2 separate regions of the Homo sapiens genome follow, and region 2 is linked to region 1. Evidence: read pairs that join two places in POLR2A ChIA-PET (ENCODE). Cell type or tissue: MCF 10A. All regions are shown on one strand. Links, peaks and the distances in the headings refer to the core of each region. The heading gives the core; the rest is flanking DNA.

Region 1 (5,385 bases), core at 306-5,305:
GACTCAGTTTTGTTCAATGGATGACAACGTGAATAAGAAAGTGGCCAGTCTCTCCCTAAGTGAATCCTGCAGATCAGTCACTTTTCTGTGGTTAGTCTTCATAAAAGGACTCAGGAGCAGGGAAAAGGGAATTGAGTTAAAAACATTCTGGGGAAAGGGGATGGAAGAGGGATAATAATAGGTACAGATTTTTAAGTGCTTGTAGAATGTTAGCCACTTTGCAAAGATCCTCTCATTTAATTCACTCATCCACAAACTTCGAGGCTTTTTTTGTTATGTACAGTTTATAGATGAGGAAAGTGAGGCTCAAAGATATGAAATATTATTCAAGACCACTTGTTGATGGCAGAGGTAGAAGTCTAACTTAAGACCATGTAATTCCAGGGTCATGGCTTTCAAACCTGACCCTGCCAGTAGGAAGTAAGTCCTGGAGGGCAGGAACTGTGCTTCTATATTTTTATGCCTTCTACAGTGCCCAGTACAGTGCATAGAAGCCCAAGAAATGTTAGAGTCATTGAATTTGAAAGTAGGGGGAGATCTTGCATTCATTTATTCAGTCCACAAATGTTTATTGAATGCCTGCTATAAGCCAGATACTTTTCCAGGCACTGAAGACACAGCAGTGAACAAAAATATGCTAGTGGGAGAGACAGACAATTAATTAAGTAAATTATATAGTGTGACAGGTGGTGAGAAGTACTTAGGAGGAAAATAATGCAGAGCAGGGGGATAGGAAATGTCAGAAAGAGGGCTTCAAGTTTTAGATGAAGAAGGTGATGATCACTGAGAAGGTGACTTGAGCATAGACTGGAAGGTGGTAAGATAATGGACAATGTGATGTGCTGAGGAGGAACATTTTAAGAAACAGTAACAGCAAGCACAATGGTGCTGAGGTTACGGTGACACTGGCTTATTTGATAGCATCAAGAAGGCTAATATGCTGAAAAGGAATGAAGATGGGGAGAGTAGCAAGAGATGAGGTCAGAGAGCTGGGGGAGGTGCAGCTTGTAATGACCTTCATGTTTACTCTGAGTAGGGATTGGGGGAACCATGGGAGATTGTGGAGTAGAGCAGTGACAAGCTCTGACATAAGTTTTAACGGATTGCTCAGGATGTGTGTGAAGAATAGACTGAAGCAGCAAGGGCAGAAGCAGGGAGATGAGTTAGGAGACTCTTGCAATAATCTGGGCAAAATATGGTGATGACTCAGGTCGGGATGCTAGCAGTGCAAGTGGCGAGATGTGTCTATATTTTGGATACATTTTGAAGGTAGATCTAACAGAATTTGCCAATGAATTGGATGTGGGATGTGAGAGGACAGAAGTTGATGATGACTGCATAGTTTCAGGTTGAATAACTTGAAGGGTAGAGTTGTCATTTACTGAAATGGAGTAGACTGCTGGAAAAACAGGCTTTATAGGGGAAGATTAAGGACACATCAGTTTAGCTCATGTTAAGTTTGAGATGCCCATTTGATTTTTAAGTGTAAATGTCAAGTAGAAGGATAAGAAGAAATCAGGAGAATGTAGAATGTAGTGAAGAAAATGGAGGATGACTTGACCAACCGTGTCCAGTGTTGTTGAGCAAAATTGCTATTGGATTTAGCCATAGGGAGGCCCTTGGCTATCTTGACTAGTGATTTGAGTGGAAGAGTGAAGGTTATAGACTGATGCAAGGCATTTCAAGAAAGTAGGAAAAAGAGAATTTGGAGGCAATGAGTATAGAGAAGTATTTTGTACAGTTTCGCTGTAAAACACAGGAGGGAAATGAGGTGGTACCTAGAGGAGGAAGTGGAGTCAGGAAAATGTTTTTAATATAGAAGAAATAACAGGATGTTTACATGTTGATGGAAAAATAAAATATACGAAGAAAGCTGATATGAAGGAGACAGAGGTAGAGATATAGAGAAAAGGAGGGACGAGGAGGGAGGGAAAGAGGGAGTCTGGGGAAGATATGTTGCTGAAGCAATGCCTGTAAGTAGGCCAAAAGAGGATGGGGTTGAGTGCACACGTGGGGGAGTTGGACGTAGATAGGAGCATGGAGAGGTCATCTCTGGTTATAGAAGAAAAGGTACAGATAGGTGGGCCTATGGGGTGAGGGAGCTTGTGAAAGATCTGTTCTGTTTGTTCTATTTTTTCAGTGAAGCAGAAAACTCAGTTGTTAACTGAGGATGAGGAGAGGAGGGGTGAGAGATGAGCAGAGGAGAAGTAGTGGTAGTCTTCTAGGACAGTGGAATGAGTGTATGGGCTTGGGAAACATATAATGCCAGGTAGCACAAATGGCTCACTTGAGACTTAAGAGGAAACATGCTGAGGAGCAAGTTCTTCAAGGCAAGCGGAGTCTCCAAGAGGGAAACAAATTATGGAAAGGCTAAAAAACACAGGGGTTTTTAAAGGCTTAAAATGGAAATGTTCTTACCTCATGTGGGTCATATTGTTTGAGGCTCCCACCCTCATTAAATTCAGTCAAGGCATCTTTTATCTTCTTGGAGGAATCTGAAGAGACACAATTCACATGTGAAACACTGGCAAATAGCTAATGGAAGCTGGGCCAAGTAAATTCTCCCTGTGTAACCATGTTTATGTTGGAGCTGCCCCTCAGTCCCAGAAAATCTGGAGAAATGTCACCCTCTTCTACCCTTTGTCCTCTCACTTCTTCTTTTCCATCTGACTTCCCCCCTGCATCTAAATTATCTTTCTGAAACACAAATCTGATCAGATCATATCCCTACTCAAAACCATTCAAGGGCTTTCTGTTCCCCCAGGATAAAGCTTACCATTCTTAGCTTAGAAGATAAGCCCTTAACTTGGAATACCAGCCCTTGGTGATTTTATTTATCCTATTCCTCATTTCCCTATTTACTCTACGTTTCAGCCATATCAAGTTACATTTCCAGACATCCCTGAACATATTGTGCACTCTCTCATGATGTTTCTTCTCTGTCTTGCAAATTTCACTCATTCTTCAAGATCCAGCTCAAATGTCAACTCCTTTGTAAAGTCTTCCTTTGCACCAGTCAGAGTTAAGCATTCCCTTCATTGGCTCCCACGTGACTTGTACACAACTATGTAATAGTGCTTGTCATATAGTGTTATAATTATTTATTAACTTGCCTATCTTGCTCATCTCCTGCTTCAGCTTTACCTTGAGAGCTGTTAACTGGCTGGTGAGTCTTTGTCTATCATACTAAGGTCTGACGTGTAACTAGGGCTCAGAAAAACAATATGTAGATGAGTATATAAACATCTGAGTGAAAATTTCAAAACATTAAAAATTCATTAAGTATGTAGGATGAGTGGGCATTAAACCCCATAAGGCTCTGTCCTTGGTGCTGAAACACTGTTGTACACTATGGCAAGATAGTTTCTTCTACTTCTGGAATCTTGACAACTCTGTCCCTTTTTTTTTTTTTTACCTGATTTTTATTTTTTATCTTGATGGATAAAATTGAGCTACTCATTCTGACACATAAAACATAACCTCAATTATGTCTCATAATTAGCATGGTTGATTTTATGTTCCCATGGTATTTCTCACATATTTCTGACAGCCAGAAGATTTTCCTCTGAAAGTTGAGGCCTCCACCCCCCGCCATGATTTCCCCTTAATGTTCCCTCTATGTTGCATTTACTTTGGAAGGGGATAAAGAAAGACTCAGATAATTCATCAAACATGGTGTTTTCGAAAATGCTGCTTTCCATAGGAAATCATTCAGAAGCAACTGGAGGCAAGACTGGCTGCTTCTTTTTGGAATTTTATAAAGGAATTGGGAATCCAGAAAAGAGACTCAATAATTGTTATTAAAAACACATTATGAATGCATCTTGTGCAGCTATCAGCACTCTAGACATCAAAGCAAACCAGGGTTTCTCTGACCTTGGCTATCCCTCTCTTCCAATATTGTGGGTAATTAAGAGCTTTCCAAGCTCCATTATTGTTGCTATTTAAACATCTGAGCCAAAGGACGATGTTATTAAAAGCTCACACAGTGTTTTTTGTTGCCCAGGCTCTTTGTACAGAGGGTTAATGTCTCTTAAGCCTAGGTAAAGTAGACATATTCGTGGGCTGGGCTGTTCTCCATGGCTTTGCTGACTTGGATTCAATCAAGCAGAAGTTCTAATCATTTCAGGATTGAGACATATTGAAATACAACAGGAAAATGCTTCTGTTGCCTAAAAATGGAAATTTCTTTCTGAAATTCAAAACAGATGTTGAAAAACTAATAGCTCAGTAAGAGCCAGGCAGCAGATGCTGTCAATTTGGGCTGCTTCCATTCAATTCAGAAAACACTAAGGAGGGTAAGATGCGGCAAGATACTGTTAATGGACTAGTGGGAAAGATGATCTAAATAACTGTGGTACTAATAGCTGTCCCTTACTGGAGACCTTCACCTGCATAGTCTCATAAACTCTCCTCTACTAATCCATGCAAGTATTTTCTTCAGTTTACAGATGAAGAAGCTGAAATTCAGAAAAATTAATTCGACTTGCTCAAGAGCCAGGGTTGTAACTCAGGTCTAGTCTGGCTCAAAAGTGTATGGTCTTTTCCCTTGAGCATTATTCACTATAGCTTCCTAAACATTTGTTAACATAAAGAAAGGTGTAATTAAGGGTGACACAATGATATGAAGTTCTATGAAACACCAAGTTGGGAAGAAGAAAAATTAAGATGAAAGTGGGGTAGGGGTGGGAACTGAGGCTGCCCTATAAAGGAGGTAGCATTTGAGCTGAGGCATAAAGAATTGGGTAAGGTTTATAAAGGCAGATATGAAGTGGAAAGGGTATTCTCGGAAGAGACCAAGGGAGCAACGGTGCAGAGATGGGCACCATAAAACGTTTAGGACAAGTCAGAACCAGAGAGTCATTTGTGGCTAGATTTGTGGGGGTCTTGAATGTAGAGTTAAGAACATTGATTTGAAATGGTTAAAGATTTTTTTGAGTGGTGAAATAATATAACCAGCTCTCTGTTTTCTAAAGACCACTCTGGAAACAGGATGAAAGAGAAGTTAGAATGAGACCAGAGCTCAGTTAACATCACACATATATGTTATTCCACAAGCAGCTTAATTATTTAGGAAAACAAATCCTACATTTTAGAATCTATTTTAATGGGAGGTTGTTAGCTCAGCCAAAATGGCTAAATAAAAAAAATAAAAATCTGAGAACATGAGTACCCCTGGTGTGACTTCTGCAAGAAGAGTGTAGAGTTAGCATTTTGATTGAGAACCAGTGGAGTAATTTCAATTGAATATATGATATTTTGATGTTCTCATCTCATTTTGGATATTCCACCATTCACTGTAGCAGAATTCCTTTGATTCTAAAGAGCTGCTGCTCTATTTTAAAAATCCTGCTTTATATTTAAATGTGTGATATATATACACAC
Region 2 (5,385 bases), core at 142-5,141, 72 kb after region 1:
ATGTTAGTCAAAACTCTATTAAGAAGAAACAACAGAAAGTGAACCCAAACCGCTGAATTATCAAGCTGCAGGAAGAACAGGGAAATGAATGGATCTCATGAACAACTGGAATCAGGGATGGAATGTCATCAGTTCTGTATCTTCCCCTCCCCTTTCCTCCTAAGCCCAATCTTATCTCTGCTTCTTTCTGAACTTCAGCCTCATCCTCTCACACTCCAGACCAACTTTCTCTAGATGGCAGAAAACAATGATATCTTGTCTTGGTTCTAACTTTTAAAATCCCAGGGAAGGAATTTGATTGACATGAGTGAAGTGCTCACTCTTGGACCAACCATCTGTGGCCTATGTGGAGGAGAAGATGATAGAAGCTCCAGCTGATTTCGTGGGGCTGGAAGGAAGTTCCACGGAACTCTCTTAAAGGACCCAAGGGATAGAATCAGAGACAACAAGCCAAAAGTTAGAGGGAAATACATCTTGGCTCAAGAAAAGAAAAAAGTCCTAATGGTCAGAGATGAGAAAGAGTTTCTCCTGCTGCTTCTAGCAGAATAGAATACATTTTTCATGTGATTCCCTCATGTGCTTTACTCAGAGTCAGCCAGGCTGCCTATTTATTTAGGAAAAGTTTTTTGCAGGTTTTGTTTTAGAGCGCACAGGATGTGATTGATAGGCTCTTCTTACAGAATGCCTAAGTATGTCATGTTGGGCTGAACCTCTCCTTGTTCAGTAGTAATAATAGTAATGATGGCTACTGAATGTCATGGCATTAATTTCACACTTTATCTTACTTAATCTTTGAATAAGTCCCTTAGGATGAGTTTTATCTCATTTTTCTTATAAGGAAACCAAGAGTGAGAAAAGTTAGGCAACTTGCTCAAAGTTACTCAGTGACTAAGTGGTGGAGCTGGGATTTGAACTGCAAAGTCTTGCTATTAATCGCTGCCCTATATTGCCTTCAAGACCCATCCTCCAACGCTAACCCCGTCTGTGTCTTTTTTGGCCAGGATAAGTGCCTGCTTGACATTCAATTGGCTCTGGGGCTTTTGAAATTATCATTTTAGCATGAAAAATGTCAGTGCTAGAGACAGAATGAGTGACCAGGAGAGATATTGAGGTAGGGATGGGAATGATTTAAAAGCAGAAGATTGGCTGGGTGCGGTGGCTCATGCTTGTAGTCCCAACACTTTGAGAGGCCAACGTGGGCTGATCACCTGAGGTCAGGAGTTCGAGACCAGCGTGACCAAAATGGAGAAACTCTGTCTCTACTAAAAATATAAAAATTGGCCAGCTATGGTGGTGCATGCCTGTAATCCCAGCTACTTGGGAGGCTGAGGCAGGAGAATTACTTGAACCCAGGAGGTGGAGGGCGCAGTGAACCAAAATCACACCACTGCACTCCAGCCTCGGTGACAGAGTGAGACTCCTTTAAAAAAAAAAAAGCAGAAGATTAAAATTCATTCATCCACTCATTCCACAGACATTTGCTGAATTCATAATACTCTAGAGATAACTCAAAGTACCTTCTAGTCTACTCCATACTCTACATTCTAAGGGAGTCCCCACCCAGAGGCCTTGCCTCAGTGAGTGGCCATGAACATTTGAGTACCCATGTCCTATGCCATATGGTAGCCCACACACTGACACCCTGACTGGGCCATTTGATCACCTGACATAAGGATGGCCAACTAACCTAGAGGTTGGCCAGTGGTTATAACTTGGGCTTGCCTTGAAAAGATGAGCTGGGACAAAAGGATCCTCCTGCTCTGAAAACCTAAGCCAAGAGACACAAAGAGAAATTGCCAGTTAGCTCTGGGAAGAGAGGGACAAACTTATGGGTTTGGGTGCTGGTATGGCCATATGGATTGGATGACCAAACATCCCAGTTTGCCATGGAGAATCTCAGTTTATCCCAGCATAATTATGACTAGGATCCCTTTCTCTCTCATAAGTATCCTAATTTGGAGGAAAAAACTATTCAATCACCCTAATTATGGACCATGATGGGATGCGGAGTGGGAAAGGAGAGGGAGGAGAGACGAGACTGGGGTCAGGCCTTGAAAAGCCCTGTGGGTTAGGTTAAGGAGTCTTGATTTTTGTGCTGAAGACAATGGGGATTTTAAGCATGAAAAGTATGAGTTCAGATTTTTTTTTGCTTTTAGAAAGAGTACTCTGATAAAGCGTGAACAGCAGATCAGAGATAGGTGGAAGTGGAGGCAAGGAGATCATCTGGGAGGCTCATTGAACAATCCAGAGAAAGGCTGGCTGGAACTAGACTAAGTGACTGCAGAGATGAGAAGGCAGATGTGCTCAAGGAATATCCAGGAGAAAGAGTTGAAAGAATTTTGGAGACTGATTAAATTTTGGGGGGATGAGGGAGAGAAAGGTGTTAGGAGGGAGAGCAAACTTCTTGTTTGGGCAGCTGGTGAACAATGCCACCTTTCACCTAGAAGGTGTTGCTGGTGGCCGGAAGATGGAGAGTATAGCTTTGAACATGTTGGTTTTGAAGGCCATTGCGTTAGTCAGAGTTCTCCAGAGAAACAGAGCCGACAGAAGGATGGATGGATAGATAGATTGATTGATATATTAAAGGAATTGGCTCACACCATTGTGGAGGTTGAGAAGTCCCACAATCTGCCATCCACAAGCTGGCAAACCAGGAAATCCATTGATACCTGCAGTTGGAGTCTGAAGGCTCAAGAGCTAGGAGCTTCAGTGTCAGGGGCAGGAGAAAATGGATATCCCAGGTTTTCTTCTAGGGTTTTTATGGTTTTAGGTAACATAAAAACCTTAGAAGAAAACCTAGGCATTACCATTCAGGACATAGGCATGGGCAAGGACTTCATGTCTAAAACACCAAAAGCAACGGCAACAAAAGCCAAAATTGACAAATGGGATCTAATTAAACTAAAGAGCTTCTGCACAGCAAAAGAAACTACCATCAGAGTGAACAGGCAACCTACAAAATGGGAGAAAATTTTCGCAACCTACTCATCTGACAAAGGGCTAATATCCAGAATCTACAATGAACTCAAACAAATTTACAAGAAAAAAACAAACAACCCTATCAAAAAGTGGGCAAAGGGTATGAACAGACACTTCTCAAAAGAAGACATTTATGCAGCCAAAAGACACATGAAAAAATGCTCATCATCACTGGCCATCAGAGAAATGCAAATCAAAACCACAATGAGATACCATCTCACACCAGTTAGAATGGCAATCATTAAAAAGTCAGGAAACAGGTGCTGGAGAGGATGTGGAGAAATAGGAACACTTTTACACTGTTGGTGGGACTGTAAACTAGTTCAATCATTGTGGAAGTCAGTGTGGTGATTCCTCAGGGATCTAGAACTAGAAATACCATTTGACCCAGCCATCCCATTACTGGGTATATACCCAAAGGACTATAAATCATGCTGCTATAAAGACACATGCACACGTATGTTTATTGTGGCACTATTCACAATAGCAAAGACTTGGAACCAACCCAAATGTCCAACAATGATAGACTGGATTAAGAAAATGTGGCACATATACACCATGGAATACTATGCAGCCATAAAAAATGATGAGTTCACGTCCTTTGTAGGGACATGGATGAAATTGGAAATCATCATTCTCAGTAAACTATCGCAAGGACAAAAAACCAAACACCACATGTTCTCACTCATAGATGGGAATTGAACAATGAGAACACATGGACACAGGAAGGGGAACATCACACTCTGGGGACTGTTGTGGGGTGGGGGGAGGGGGGAGGGATAGCATTAGGAGATATACGTAATGCTAAATGACGAGTTAATGGGTGCGGCACACCAGCATGGCACATGTATACATATGTAACTAACCTGCACATTGTGCACATGTACCCTAAAACTTAAAGTATAATAATAATAATAAAAAATAAAAAATTAAAAAAAAAAAGAAAATGGATATCCCAGCTCAGGAAAAGAGAGAGAGAATTTTCTCTTCCTCCTCCTGTTTGTTCTATACAGGCTGTCAACAAATTAGATGGCACCCACCCACATTGGTGAGGGTGATCTTCCATACTCAGTCTACTGATTCCAGTGCTAATCTCTTTGAGAAACACCCTCTCAGACACACCCAGAAGTAATGTTTTCCCTGCTATCTGGGCATCCCTCAGCCCTGTCAAGCTGACATGTGCAATTAACCTTTGCAGTTATCAAAGTGGCAGCTAAATGATTAGAACTCAATTAAGGAAGAGGGGTCTTGGCTGAAGATGCTAAATGGTGTGTGGTTGTCAGGGAGGTAGTTTCATTCATGGGAACGGAAACAGCACCCAGAAAAGATGAGTAGGGTGAGGAGAAGGCGGGTGAGAGAGATGAGTCGTGAGGACAACCCTCACAGCTGACTGTACTTCTGTGTTTCTTACTCTCCTTTGTATTCTAGTTATATTTTTTTCTTGCCATTCTCCGCCGTAGACTGCAATCTTTTTGAGGTCTGGCACCCTTGTAATCCGTGAGTCACTCAGCATAGTGCATTTACATAGCACATTGTTAGTATGTATTTGGCTGAATGATGGAAGTGTTTTAAAGGCCCATGAGATTGACCACCAAGAGGTCACTGATAACCTTGGGTGGGTATTTTTTCATGATGTGCTGGGGCAGATGCCAGGGTGCAATGTTACATGGAACAGAGGGTGATGGGAACACAAACCAGTAACTCAAGCTATAATCTGGGCTGCCTCCCTTTCCTCTAGCCCATTCTCTTGTTACAGTAGGTAGCTAGTCAGACATGAGCAGGGCAGGAGAGTGCCAAACCCCACCAGGAATGTCAGGCAACCATCAAGTGTGGTCAGGTGGCGTTAAGCTGTCTCTCTAAAATAATAATTGGTCACAGCCAGTGCCAGAGAAAAGCAGTCTCCCGATAGATGGAAAAAAACCTGAAACTGGTGATCAGCATCTTCCCAATAAGATTTCAAGATTTGGTTGAGTGGGCTCAAGCATGTACACTAAGAGGCAAAATGGTGGAGTTTAACTGGTGTGCGACCTTCTAGGAACATTGAACTGGTAAGGGAAGAACGCCTCAAGTGAGCATGCGTGCAACTCCAGTAAACACGCTGCACATGCAGCTCCTTCCAAGGGCTGGCAGGCCACTGTGCATGCAGAGAGCCCACCCTAAGGGAAGAATCAGGAGAGGAGAGATGCAAACTCTGGAAGCATGCCAACATTTAAAGCCCCAAGTCAAAGGTCAAACTGCGCACTTGATCTCTCAAGTCGCCTGCTTGGCTCTCTTCCAAGTGTACTTTACTCCCTTTTGTTCCTGCTCTAAAGCTTTTTAATAAACTTTCACTCCTGCTCTAAAACTTGCCTTGGTCTCTCACTCTGCCCTGTGCCCCTCGGTTGAATTCTTTCTTGTGAGGAAGCA

What was found. ChIA-PET counts read pairs that join two places held together with the same protein. Peaks named below come from ENCODE experiments on the same cell type or tissue, not always from the same donor. Only the 100,000 strongest peaks of a DNase experiment are listed, where the experiment ranks them.
Region 2: POLR2A ChIA-PET joins it to region 1 with 5 read pairs; 4 of 35 experiments call an interaction of 5 or more read pairs at or near these places.

The regions. Positions count from the first base shown.
Region 1 is chr3:186,304,483-186,309,867 of GRCh38, forward strand. It overlaps DGKG (diacylglycerol kinase gamma), which reads right to left. Exons shown (of 25, transcript NM_001346.3): 3 at 2,419-2,495. Among named protein-coding and RNA genes, the nearest start is that of DGKG, 55 kb to the right of the region's middle. In MCF 10A, for the core only: no CTCF peak of the experiment used is centred there; a DNase peak (open chromatin) is centred at 3,329.
Region 2 is chr3:186,376,386-186,381,770 of GRCh38, forward strand. No RefSeq gene overlaps it. Among named protein-coding and RNA genes, the nearest start is that of DGKG, 17 kb to the left of the region's middle. In MCF 10A, for the core only: no CTCF peak of the experiment used is centred there; no DNase peak of the experiment used is centred there.